2 separate regions of the Homo sapiens genome follow, and region 2 is linked to region 1. A link is an interaction called in ENCODE POLR2A ChIA-PET data of the cell type or tissue named here. Cell type or tissue: GM12878. All regions are shown on one strand. Links, peaks and the distances in the headings refer to the core of each region. The heading gives the core; the rest is flanking DNA.

The links. Peaks named below come from ENCODE experiments on the same cell type or tissue, not always from the same donor. Only the 100,000 strongest peaks of a DNase experiment are listed, where the experiment ranks them.
Region 2: POLR2A ChIA-PET joins it to region 1 with 5 read pairs; 8 of 35 experiments call an interaction of 5 or more read pairs at or near these places.

The regions. Positions count from the first base shown.
Region 1 is chr5:124,898,048-124,906,638 of GRCh38, forward strand. No RefSeq gene overlaps it. Among named protein-coding and RNA genes, the nearest start is that of ZNF608, 160 kb to the left of the region's middle. RefSeq lists an enhancer at 8,260-8,591. In GM12878, for the core only: no CTCF peak of the experiment used is centred there; a DNase peak (open chromatin) is centred at 4,484; H3K4me3 peaks cover 406 bases; H3K27ac peaks cover 1,312 bases.
Region 2 is chr5:124,754,012-124,759,259 of GRCh38, forward strand. No RefSeq gene overlaps it. Among named protein-coding and RNA genes, the nearest start is that of ZNF608, 10 kb to the left of the region's middle. In GM12878, for the core only: no CTCF peak of the experiment used is centred there; no DNase peak of the experiment used is centred there.

The sequences.
Region 1 (8,591 bases), core at 3,228-5,727:
GTGTCTAATGTGCTTGGAAAAATCACGTAAGAACTAACAGGACTTCCATGATGTTATATTAGCATCACTTTCTTTTTTATAATTGCATATGACCTTATTCCCATCAGAGAAATATGTGTGTGTGTGGTACCAAAACAGACAGTATTTCACTTCTAACTATATGTGTGTGTTTTTGTATGTGTGTGTGTATATGTATGTTATATATATGTTTTATGTATTTATATATTATATATTTTATATATAAAATCTTATATTTTTTATATATAAAATCTTATATTTTATATATTTTAAAATATATTATATATATATTTATATAATTATGTAATATATTATATATATTATATATATTTATATATGTAATATATTATATATATTTATATATATGTAATATATTATATATATTTATATATGTAATATATTATATATATTTATATATATGTAATATATTATATATATTATATATATTTATATATATGTAATATATTATATATATTATATATATTTATATATATGTAATATATTATATATATTATATATATTTATATATATGTAATATATTATATATATTATATATATTTATATATATGTAATATATTATATATATTATATATATTTATATATATGTAATATATTATATATATTATATATATTTATATATATGTAATATATTATATATATTATATATATTTATATATATGTAATATATTATATATATTATATATATTTATATATATGTAATATATTATATATTATATATATTTATATATATGTAATATATTATATATATTTATATATATGTAATATATTATATATATTATATATATTTATATATATGTAATATATATATTATATATATTTATATATATGTAATATATATATTATATATATTTATATATATGTAATATATATATTATATATATTTATATATATGTAATATATATATTATATATATTATATATATGTAATATATATTATATATATTTATATATATGTAATATATTATATATATTATATATATTATATATATGTAATATATATAATATATATTTATATATATGTAATATATATATTATATATATTTATGTATATATTTATATTCCTAAATCAAATAACACTTGTCCTTAATTTAACATTTGCAAAACCCCTTTTTTTCAAATAATGCCACATTCACAGGTTCCAGGACACATAACTTTAAATAAATAAAATTAAATAGTTTAAATAATTATATATATATTATATATTATATATAATTATATTTTTATATATTTATGTATGTATTATATATAATTATATATTATATTATATATAATTATATTTTATATATTTATATAATTATATTTTATATATATTTACATATATAAATTTTATATATATTTATATATATTATATATATAAAATTTTATATATTTCTATAGATAATATATTTTTATATATTTATATATAAATATATAATTTTTATATATTTATATATAAAATATATATTTTTTATATATAGGCAATACAAATCAAATGATTTTATATATGTGAAATCAATTCAATTTTATATAAAACCACTTATTGATTTAAATTATTGCTTTTTAAGTAAATTTTACTAAATTTATCTAAGAAATCCATATTCCTTTTATTAGATACTAAGATCATTGTAACCCCAGCTTCCTATTTTTTCCTTGCTACAATTTTCTTCTCATCTTCTCTAGTTTGTCCCAAGCTGAAGTTTTCAGGTAAATTTTCACTTCTCCCTATCCCTTTTTATTATTATTTTGTCTTTTTGTCTTATTCTTCTATGTTAATCATCCTTGTTCTTAATGTATCTCTGTTTTGATAGTAAGATGTCTCAAACAGCCCTGGCATGGTGGCTTACATCTGTAATCCCAGCATTTTGAAAGGCCAAAGCAGGCAGATCGCTTGAGCCCAGGAGTTTGGGACCATCCTGGACAATGTAGAGAAACTTTTTATCTACAAAATTACAAAAACTAGCGGGGCATGGTGGCACGTGTCTGTACTCCCAGCTACTCTGGAGGCTGAGGTAGGAGAATAGCTTGATCCCAGGAGGCAGAGGTTGCAGTAAACCATGATTGCACCACCACACTCCAGCCTGGGTGACATAGCAAGACTGTCTCAAAAATAGATAAATAAAAGATGTCTCAAATATATTAAATAGTGCAAAAATAAACAATACATATTTTTAGAAGTTGATACTTGCAGATATCCCTCATGCAACATATTACCAATCCACATTTTCACGTAGTTTTTTTCCTCTTCTGTGCACACAAAGATAATACTCTCAGTTGTGTGTATTTGTTTTCCAGGGCCACTGTAACAAATTAGCACCAACTGGGCAACTTAAAACAACAGAAATTTATCCTCACAGTTATGGAGGCTAGAAGAATAAAATTAAATAGTTGATAGAGTTCATTCCTTCTGGCGGCCTTGAAGGAGAATCCATCCCATGCCTCTCACCATGCTCCTCGTTTCTGGTGGCTGGGGCCATCTCTGGCATCCCTTGGCCCACCGGCACATCATACCAACCTCCGCCCTAGTCTTCACCTCAACATTTCCTTTGAGTGTGTGTCTTCTCTTCTCTTCTTTTTGAAGGGCACACATCATTTGATTTAGGATCCTGGATTATGGTGATTCCTAAATCAAATAACATTTGTCCTTAATTTAACATTTGCAAAACCCCTTTTTTTCAAATAATGCCACATTCACAGGTTCCAGGACACATAACTTTACATTCGTTTAAATGTATTTTTTATTGTGGTAAGAATACTTCACTCTTAACAGAGTTTTAAGTGCACAATATATTGTTAACTATGGGCATAATGTGCAACAGATCTCTAGAATTCATTCATTTTGTACAACTGAAACTTTATGCCCACTGAAAAGCTGCTTCCCATTTCCCCATCCCCTCCAGGGACATAACTTTTGGAGGGCACCTTTCAACCCACTACAGTACAGTTTAATCAATTTGTGTTGTTTGTCGTGGAATAATGATGATGGATTTTATTTGATTGTTGATACTCTTAAAATGAATGGCTTGGTTAGGACTGTGGTCATTGGCTGGGCAAATTTTGCTCTTTTTGGCATTAACTTACTTTCATGGAATCTATACCTTGGTTGTATTAATTGACTATCCCATGAGATGAGTACTTTGAGTAGATAGGCAAGTTCTCTAGGAAAAATATTACTCATACAGCCTAAGAATGTTAATTTTGGCTCTCCCTCACTGGCAAGGTAACAAGTCAACATCTTTACAGTAACCAGAGTGTGGGACCATTTATAAAGTACACAGATTCTCATAGTGGGAAGGTGAAATTACTTGTAGAGAAAAATACAAAAACATAATTTTTTCCACACACTCATTTGCATTTATAGCAAGGGAAGATTTTCCCCCATCCCTTACCCCCACCACACCACATCAACACACATACACAGACACACATACTTTGACTAAATATCCAAAGTGATTTTTAGCAACTTACAATGTATAGATTTAGTAAACAACAATTACAAACAATGAATTTATTTCCTTCATTTCTTTTTAGTACATTCCAGACTTTGTTTTTAATCTTTAATTATTGCTCCCTTAAGAAAAGTGATCCCACATTTCATTTACATATTGTGCCATTTCTCAGTAAATATAAGGGAATCTTGCCGTACAAGTCTATTGCTTTTCTTTTCATTGGTCTTTCTTAAACCAAGCAACATGAATTCTAATTATTTTATCCACTAAGAAATGAGAAATTTAAATCAATGCCTTTAAACATAGGACTACATGAGGCTTTTAGATCATTAGACGAAACTAAATGCAATACTTAAATAACTGAGTTTACAGATACTGCCAGAATTTTACTGCTACCATTTCTATTCGCTTTTGCTGTTTTTAAAAATAATAATACCAGGGTGTTTGGTGAAGTATAGATGACCCTTAGTGTACCTGAGTCAGTGTCAAATATCCAGTTTTCTCTGGAGCTTCTTGTGTGGTCACCTATAATTGCTATTCAAAGACCCACAGGACAAGCTTCCATGTCCAAAATGTACTCATTCTACAATTTGACCCTTCAAGGTGCTATAAAAACATAAATATATTTCTTTAGAGAAACTCTCTGCTGCAGCATGGTCCTTTGAAACCGTCCAATTTGCTCTGTGATTCCTGCTGAGATATGCATTACATCATGGTCTATTTTTAGCTTGTTACATTAATCAAAACCTATCCCACTTATTAAACAGCTTCCTGCAGCTCAGGCATTTGAAATGCAGAGTGCCAGCAAGCAGCTGCCAAACACCATGAAGGAAAGAGGTGGGCTAGGTTGGAGTAATGTACAAATTGAATTTCAAGTGACTGAGCAGCCTCTTTATCTCTTGGTGACACAACCAGGGGCTGTAGCGGTGTTCTTAAAGGAAATGAAACCCAGAGCCATGGTTCACTCATGGGGTGGTTACCATGGCCCTGCCCAGCAGTCTTTCCGGAACTGCTGATGAGTGTGACCTTTGCAAAAATGCACAAAGCCTTGATTTCTGCATGGTTAACCTTTACAAGCCAGAACCCCTCTGTGAAACCTACCCACACCAGAGGGAAGCTTCAGAATCAAAACAGACACATACACATTTTATGAAAGAGCAACTACAAATACACACATGCACACACATATTCTCAGAGGATGAAGACATTGAACGCATTTTCAATTATTCTCTCAACTGTGTTTTTTCAAGCATTTACATTTGTCTTCCTCTGGAGCAAGAAAGTGCCAGTACTCGGTGCAGTGTCAACCCTGTACTTAAACTCATTTGCTGCACTTCAGAATGGCCTTGATCGGAATTGGTAGTGGGAATGGAAATTACATATTTTCAGGATTTGCTAAGAGTCACCTAGACCATTTGCTCACAGTTAAATAATGACCCAGTGTGCATGGTGAGAAGGAGTGGATATTAAATTAATAGCCTCGATTTCCACCACTGATCAAACCAGGAAAACCATTTTGATTTGATAGTGTATCTCAAACGTGTTCTTTATTCCAAATGTATTGAATGTTCACTGTAAGGGTAGGAAGCTCAGAGCATTATGAAGGTGACTATAGCAATATTCTTTACCTGTTATAATGACAAATTAAACTTTTTTCCCATGGCTTCTTCCTGTTTTTAATAGCATTTTGTTTTCAAGCAAATCTAATTTTTCTCATTATTAATATATTGATTCACATAGCATTCATTATTTAAAAAGCTATTTACACAAGCTAACCTAGTCCTTTTTTAATATCTAGTTCTAGTAATATAGTAGTATATCTTTTATATACTACTCTCATATGATTTGCCTAGCAAGGCTGTGATGTAATTAGAACAGGTTGTTATTATTATTGATGAAAATACTAAAGTCCTAAGAGATTAAAGAGCATGTCAAAGGTCAACACAGCAAATCACTAGTAACCCTGGAAGGCTAACCTCTCTTTTCTGTAATTTCTCTGAATAATGAGGGATATGGCAATAGGGATATGGGGAAACCAGTGATTTCAAAAGACACTTTGATTCACCTTTATAGAGTCTCAATCTACAACTTTCTGTTTACCATACTCGCTTAAAAATCCTTGTCAAAGTGCAGGAAACCCCTGATCTGCAAATACCCAGCTTAGAAATGATCCAGCCATCCAGACATCAGCCTCCTTGCTGTCTTTTTACTGTCAACTGATCAACTGTGGGGAAATGATGTGGGCGGGAGGTGGCGGACAAACTTCAAGAGACACAGTTTAGAAGCCAGTGGAGAAAAAAGTGGGAGAGAGGGTTCACCACAGAAGAATAAAGAAAGAGCAGATAATCTCTAAATACATTCACTTTTTGATTCATTTAGTCATCCACGTGGGGTTAGGCTGTAAAGTTGCCACAAGACAGTGAAATTCACAAACCCCTTTTTAGTTCTGGTGCTTGAGGCACTGTGCTAAGTGCTGGGAATACAGATCCAAGATCTGTCTACAAATAATTCTAAGCGAAGACGGGGTGTGAAGAATTGTATGGGAAAAGTACAAGGCAAATTAGAACACCACGTTTGGAAGGTTTATTTCTGGCTGAGGCAACCAGGGAAGGTTTTGTGTCCAGTGATGGGTCCATGATGGATGAGCTGGGCTCTGTCAAACTTCTAGTATTCAGAAGTCAGGCTAATGTATTATGACCCACTTGATTGCAATTTTAGGCCCAGAAGGTTTTTGTGGGGCATTCTAGGATTCTAGTCGCTTTTATAAAATGTGGTAAATACACAAAGCAATGGACATAGTGAATAACAAATTTATACTAGTTTGTCTGTAGCCTTTTGGTATACCAGGTTTATGCTGTCACTAATTTTTACAACTATTCAACAAAATAGATGTTATAATATCATTTTATAGATGAGGAAACTGAAGCTCAGGAAGACTAAGTCACTAACCTTCACTCGTAAGTGGGAAACTAATGGAGTCATCTTCAAGCAAGCAAAGCGCCAAACAAATGATTCTCAGACAAATCATAATGTGCATAGATCACCCCACCATGCTCGTTTTTTATTTTATTTTATTTGAGACGGACTCTCGCTCTGTCACCCAGGCTGGAGTAAAGTGGCACAATCTCAGCTCACTGCAACCTCCCCCTTGCCGCCCTGGTTCAAGCAATTCTCCTGCCTCAGCCTCATGAGTAGCTCGGATTATAGGCATGCAACCACCACGCCTGGCTAATTTTTGTGTTTTTAGTAGAGACGGAGTTTTGCCATGTTGACCAGGCTGGTCTCGAACTCGTGACCTCAAGTGATCCGCCTGCCTTAGCCTCTCAAAGTGCTGGGATTACAGGCGTGAGCCACTGCAGGTGGCCAACCCTACTGGTTATTTATTTAGGTAGGCACAGTGTGTAGAATCTTCCAGCAGAGGAATATTTTGAGAAGGTGAGTTACTGTCTGTGTATTTGACCCCCTTTTTTTCCCTATGTAATGCAAACCTTTACAAAATACATTTTCTTTTCGATAAGATGACATCCTTTTTATTTTTGCTAAGTATGGTTTTATCCTCCTCCTCTCTGTTTAATGGGAGCAGCTGTCCCAACGACAGGATTTAGCTTAAGTTAAAAATAAGAAGGAAAATGGTGTACGTAAATGTGAGGACTGATCCTCCCTGAATGAGAGGTAATAGTTCTTAGGGAAAAGTAAGCTGTTCTTACCCTTTTTGTTTTGCCTTGCCAATTCTGGCCTGTGTCTTCAGAGGCACCTAAGTCTTCAGTGTATTAATTGTTCAGACTTTTGACTCCAAAAGGAGGTTACTTTTTAAAGGCTGACCAATTGCTTTGGCTATGCTGTCTTAAATGTGGGTCTCTAAGAAATCAGTATGAGCAACTTTCTTTGAGCCTTCAAAGTAAAGTCAAATGCTTGCTCCTCAGCAGGAAAGTGACTTTAATTAATTCTGGACGACCTTTCCATTGAAAAGCAAAACACTGCCCCAAGGCTTTTTAGAAAGGTTAGGTTGTACCTTTTCCCTCTTATTGTTATGAGGCAGATATTAGTGTTCCTCACACAAGTCTTTCTCTCCTGTGTTGTTGTGGATGAGTGCACTTCTTAATAAAGGAAAAACAAAACAAGCAAGTAAAAACCCCTGTTTGGAGCCAATTAACTTCTTGATTCTAACAAGAACTGAACTGGAGTATAAAATCTTCCATCACAATAAAATATGACTAAAGACCTCATCAATACTCATTTAACAAATGCTTTGGACTGAACCATCTTTTTCTAATACTTAGGAATTCCATTATTTCTTATTTCAGTGAACATGTTAGAAAAAATTAAGTGAAATGGGATTAGGTTTGCCATTTGTCATTTACTCAGAGTAGAATTCCCGTCTGACATGTGGGCACTCATACCAGGGGCTTAATGCTTTTAGTAATTATAAGGATCATGTAGAGTATGTTGATTGGTGAGGAAAAAAATCTTTATTAACTGCTCAGAAATAGTTAATTCTTCATTAGTCAGAGCACTGCACTAGAGGCTGCTGCCTGTGAACCATGGATTAGAGTTTATGATAGTAATAACCTCCCTGAAAAAACATTTGTTACTATACTTAATGACCAGATTTTAGTGCATTAACCTTCCTTGGGAGGTCAACTAACAAAATGGATGTTAACTGCTTGTAACAACCAATTCCTCTGAAATTAATATTTAGATGCCTTTGGTGTCAAAAAACCTTCCTTCCATATCAGGGCATTAAAAACACTTCTAAATTATTAATAGCAGGCAGAATTCAATGCCTGAAAGATTTCCATTCCAGTGTTCTTTATCCTCAGCCTCTTCCCATTTTCTCTAACAAAGTTCTCTTATGCAGGAACAAGGAAGGCATTCAGGAAAATTAGGTCTCAAAAATGCATGTGGGTCAACAATGCACTGCAGTTTTGAAAAGGTCACTCTTTAAGTTCAACAGAAATAAACATAATAGGAGTGTGAAGGCAGCCCTGAGAGCACACTGAGAACCTGACAGGGACAAACTCCCTGCCAGGCCTCGGGCTGCACTGCCACAGCCCTATCACCACCTGTCAGGAACTCCTTAACGACATTTTTGCATCCCTTCTGCAACTGACCTCCTGGCTTGGCTCTC
Region 2 (5,248 bases), core at 1,629-4,128, 150 kb before region 1:
TGTCTTTACAATACAGTTTACCTTAAACAAGTTGCGATGATATAGAGCAAATATTACGTGAATTTATTTAAGACTACAATGCATTTAATTAGTAAAGCAATATAAAGTTGAAGAACTTTATATACTTATAAACCCTCTATGTTTATGTAATTCCTCATATAGTCTCTAATCCTCCATCTTAAAATAATCAAAATAAAAAGCAGCAAATTGTCTTTTTTATGCCTTGCAGCTCTAGAGAACCTAGCAAAATATGGCAAAACAATGTGATCTTTAAAGGAAAACATTTGTATACTGCTCTCATTAAGAGAAGTGCAATGTAGGTCAGTGTTAAGTATCTGAAATTGTACCTCCGCTTGGCTCGGGCTTTTGTGGTGTGGTGTGTGCAGCTATATCTGAGTGGGTGCTCAAGCAAGGTCTGAGGATCAGTTAGCAAAGTAAGGCAATTTACATCTCGTGTAATGAAACCATTTCTGGAAAAGGATTTTTCTTTTATGCCAGCAGAGACTGGCTGCATAAAGAAGATCAAAACACAAGCTACATTAAAAAAAAAAAAAAAAAAAAGAACTACTTATTGGAGATTTCTGTTGCTGGTTTTATTACAATATGTATTTTACAGATTTAGGTAATAGCCCTGATTTTTCAAATCGACCTCTGTTTAGACACGTTTCACTTTCGGCTGTTTCTTGTCTGTAAAATTACAGTCATTTGCACGTTATTACAGTGAGTAGGAGACAGATTGTATTTAGCATTGGGTGGGGGAAGGGTTATTATGGGAAGTGATCTGCTAAGGTCAGCACATAATTTCAGCCTGAAGAAAATTGCTTCTGAATGGCTGGTCTGTTAGCTAGCCAAGGAATAGTCACTGGGAGAGACTGCAAAATACTTCTGCTTAATCTGCATTATAGAGTTATTCTCATTTCCAGATAGATGGCCCGTAGATACAGTGTTTGTAAAACTAAATTTAAAAACTTGTAGGTGAAATGTTGTCACTGCTCTATTTGAATTCAAAACAATTACAACAAAATGCAATACGATCAAGCACAGGAAGATCAAGAGGCAGCAGGATCCAGCCATTACGTTCCACTCCATCTTTCTCCTTTGCCTCCATTTCTCTGCTTCTTCTTTTGTCATTTTTAAAATCCTTATGACTTCATGACAGTAGATTTTTACATATGTGTAAAAATTGAGAGCAATACCAAACACATTGATACATGTATCTCCAACTTTCACACATATATGACTGCAGGAAAACAAAATGCCTAAATTAGTTTCTTTTTGGAGAGTGGCATAATTCCCTCAAGTGTGAAAGCACTAAATATACTTTTGATGCTAGAATTTAAGGATTTTTTTCACATTTTATAAAAATATATTCTATTTGTGCACATTTTCTAAAGCTGACAGAAGAACAAAGCAGTGATACTTATCAGAAACAGTAACCCCTGCCTAATTTTAATATTTAAATCCAACCCTTATGCATCACCTGGGAAGTCTTAACATATTTGGTTAGATGAAATCAGGAGACCAAAGTTTATTTTAAAGAAGAATAAAAGAGTTCCGTTATACTCGGCTCCTTTGGCTGTTGAATATCACTTTTGTTGTGAACAACTGTGCCTCTTTTGTTTTCAAAACAAGCTTTCCTAAAGAATGAATCACTACAATCATTTGGAGAATATGCAATAAACAACAGAAAGCCAGAAAGTTGTTTTGCTATTTTCTCAGCAGAGCCTTTCCTCCCCTTCCTCACAGCTCAGCGGTGCCTCCAGTCCACCAGCCAATCATCATTATGGAAATGTGGTTCTCAGCCCCCTGATTGGCTGACTTCTGGTCCAGGATGTTTAAGGTTTCTACAGCTCATCACATGCATTGCCTGCCAGACTGCTCTGTGGACCTTTTTCTACTATGAATATTTTAATCATCTTTTATTTTCCTTTCTTTTCCTTTCTGTCCTTCTGTCCTCTTTTTTAAGATTCTTAAAATCATTTAAGGAAGCACCTTGTATTTTCTTGCAAACACCTTTAAAATGTAATGATCTGTTAAGAATAGAGTTGAATATACGAGAACATGTTTTCTAACCATATTTTAATGTTTTCTGTTTATTTGGGTTTTAATGATGTGTCTTTGGATTTTAGAGGGGTCCCATGAAAGTTAAATGAACAAACATATGCTTTAATTTTTATAATTCTAAACATAATGTCTCCCAAAAAGAATTTTATTGAGATATTTACAAGTCAAAACATTAAATTAAAAAACCTTTAATACTGAAAAGTAATCTTTCAGGTAAAGGAGACAATGTATTTTTTCATAATTAAAACATTGCCTTTTATTTGTAATTTTAAAAGATGTTTTAAACATTAACACTCTTGGCCGGGTGCTGTGGCATACGCCTGTAATCCCAGCAGTTTGGGAGGCCGAGGCAGGTGGATCGCTTGGGGTTAGGAGTTCGAGACCAGCCTGGCCAACACGGTGAAACCCCGTCTCTACTAAAAATACAAAAATTAGCTGGGCATTATGGCAGCTGCCTGTAATCCCAGCTACTCAGGAGTCTGAGGCAGGGGAATCACTTGAACCTGGGAGGCAGAGGTTGCAGTGAGCCAAGATCATGCCACTGCACTCCAGAACTCCAGTCTGGACAACAAAGCGAGACTCTGTCTCAAAAAAAAAAAAAAAGGAAGTTAACACTCCTATAGTGTATTAAGGATGCACAACTCTTTCAAGCTTGTTGTTGTTGTTGTTGTTGTCGGGGTTTTTTGTTTTGTTTTGTTTTGTTTTGTATTTTTGGAGACAGAATCTCACTCTGTCACCCAGGCTGGATTGCAGAGGCATGATCGAAGCTCACTGCAGCCTCAACCTCCTGGGCTCAAGCAATCCTACCTCAGCCTCCTGAGTAGCTGGGACCACAGGCATGCACCACCACAGCCAGCTAGTTTCTTTATATTTGTAAAGAAGGGTGTCTCCTATGTTGCCCAGGCTGGTCTCAAACTGCTGGGCTCAAGGGATCCTCTTGCCTCGGCCTCCCAAAATGCTGGGATTATAAGCATGAGCCACCACGCCCAGCCTGAAATAGGTTTGTAATTCAAGTGAATAATAGTAGGAAATACATGTGTGATTTACTATGTTCCAAAAAGTCTTCTTAATTATTTATATGTATTAATTTATTTAATCTTCATAGCAGGCAAGTGAAATAAGTAGTATTAGCATCAGAATGAGGAAACTGAGACACAGAAATCATGTAATTTGTCTAAATTTTCCAGCCAAATCTTGGTCCAGCCAAGATTTAATATAGGAAGCCTGTATGCTTAACCACTGCACCAGGACTATTATAAAAGAACAAAACTCCAGACAACATTGCCATTCTTTTTGTTGAGTGCAGGAACATTAACAGGTGACCAAGGACTTCTTTTCCTGAAAGAAATGCAGTTAACAAGCAATGTGCTAACTTTTTTCCAACATAGAACAACTCTATGCCAAACTGAAGATATGGCACATTTGATCAGATACATGCAAATTCTGCGAGAAATTGTATCACTTCTGGTCCTTATACTCAGGATATTTTTTAAAAATCAATTTTCTTCTTATCACTTAATTGAAAAAAAAAGTTTTTGGTCACATCTTTGGATCTGAGAAAAATTTTAAACATTTAAGAAATATTCCCATAATAGTGAGGCAGCCAGGTGGGAGGGGGTCCCTGGAGAAACTCCAACCAGCCTGCCCAATGAGATGGAGCCTCACCAACGTGAAGTTCAGGACATTTGCAGCAGGGAGGAACCTTGCCTTACCTTTTCCTGTGTGGAACCTGGGATCCAAGCTGCTGGTGAGCAGCACTCTATCTGCCAGAGTCCTTGTTTCCCCCTTTTCTTCCTTTTCACCCAATAAAACCCTGCTTCACTCACCCTTCAAACCATCTGGGAACCTAAATTTTCATGGCCGTGGGACGGAAAAGGACCCTGTTGTTAGCTGAACCAAGGAAAAGTCTTACCACAATAGGTGGCAGAGTGAGGTTAAAAAATGACATAAAGCTGGCCATTATTGGGACTGGTGGTTTGTTGATAGGGATCATAATATTCGTTTTTGTTTTTGTTTTTGTTTTTTTTTTTTTTTTTTGGAACGGAGTCTTGCTCTGTCGCCCAGGCTGGAGTGCAGAGGTACGATCTCGGCTCACTGTAAGCTCTGCCTCCCGAGTTCACGCCATTCTCCTGCCTCAGCCTCCTGAGTAGCTGGGACTACAGGCACCCGCCACCACGCCCAGCTTTTTGTTTTTTTTTTTTGTTTGTTTTTTTTTGTATTTTTTAGTAGAGATGGGGTTTCACCGTGTTGGCCAGGATGGTCTTAATCTCCTGACCTCGTGATCCGCCCGCCTCGGCCTCCCAAAGTGCTGGGATTACAGGCGTGAGCCACCGTGCCCCCCTGGGATCATAATATTCTTTATGTAATACATGCGCTTACATACGCACACACACTTTTGAAAATTTCTATGTTAAAAACTGGGGCCAGTTGAAAGGCTCATTCCTATAATCCCAACACTTTGGGGGGCCAAGGCGAGAGGATTGCTTGAGGCCAGGAGTTCGAGACCAGACTGGGCAATATAACAAGACCGTGTCTCTACAAAAAATTTCAAAAATTAGGTGAATGTGGTGACACATGCCTGTAGTCCCAGCTACTTGAGAGACTGAGGCAGGAGGATCACTTGAGCCCAGGAGTTCAAGGCTCATTACGGTGAGCTATGCCACTGTACTCCAATCTGGGCAAAAGAGCAAGACCCTGTCTCAAACAAACAAACAAACAAAAAGCTACCGTGCCTTGGAGAAGGAAGGAGCTATTCAGAAACACAATTTATCCCTTGGATTTAGAACAGTTTTTGCATTAATCCAACAGGGTAAAATGACTTTACTGTATATACAAACAAGCAGCAGATTACACCTGTAGCCTACCCTTTGTTTACACAGGTTTTTGTTTGTTTGTTTTGAGTCCAATTTACTTGCAAGGCCATATACGTTGAAAATCTGTAACGTGCTATTTATATTTTCTTTTTTTCTTGAGACGGAGTCTGGCTCTGTCACCCAGGCTGGAGTGCAATGGCGCTATCTCGGCTCACTGCCACCTCCGCCTCCTGGGTTCAAGCGATTCTCCTGCCTCAGTATCCCAAGTAGCTGGGATTACAGGCATGCACTGCTACGCATGGTTAATTTTTGTATTTTTAGTAGAGAAGAGGTTTCACTATGTTGGCCAGGCTGGTCACGAACTCCTGACC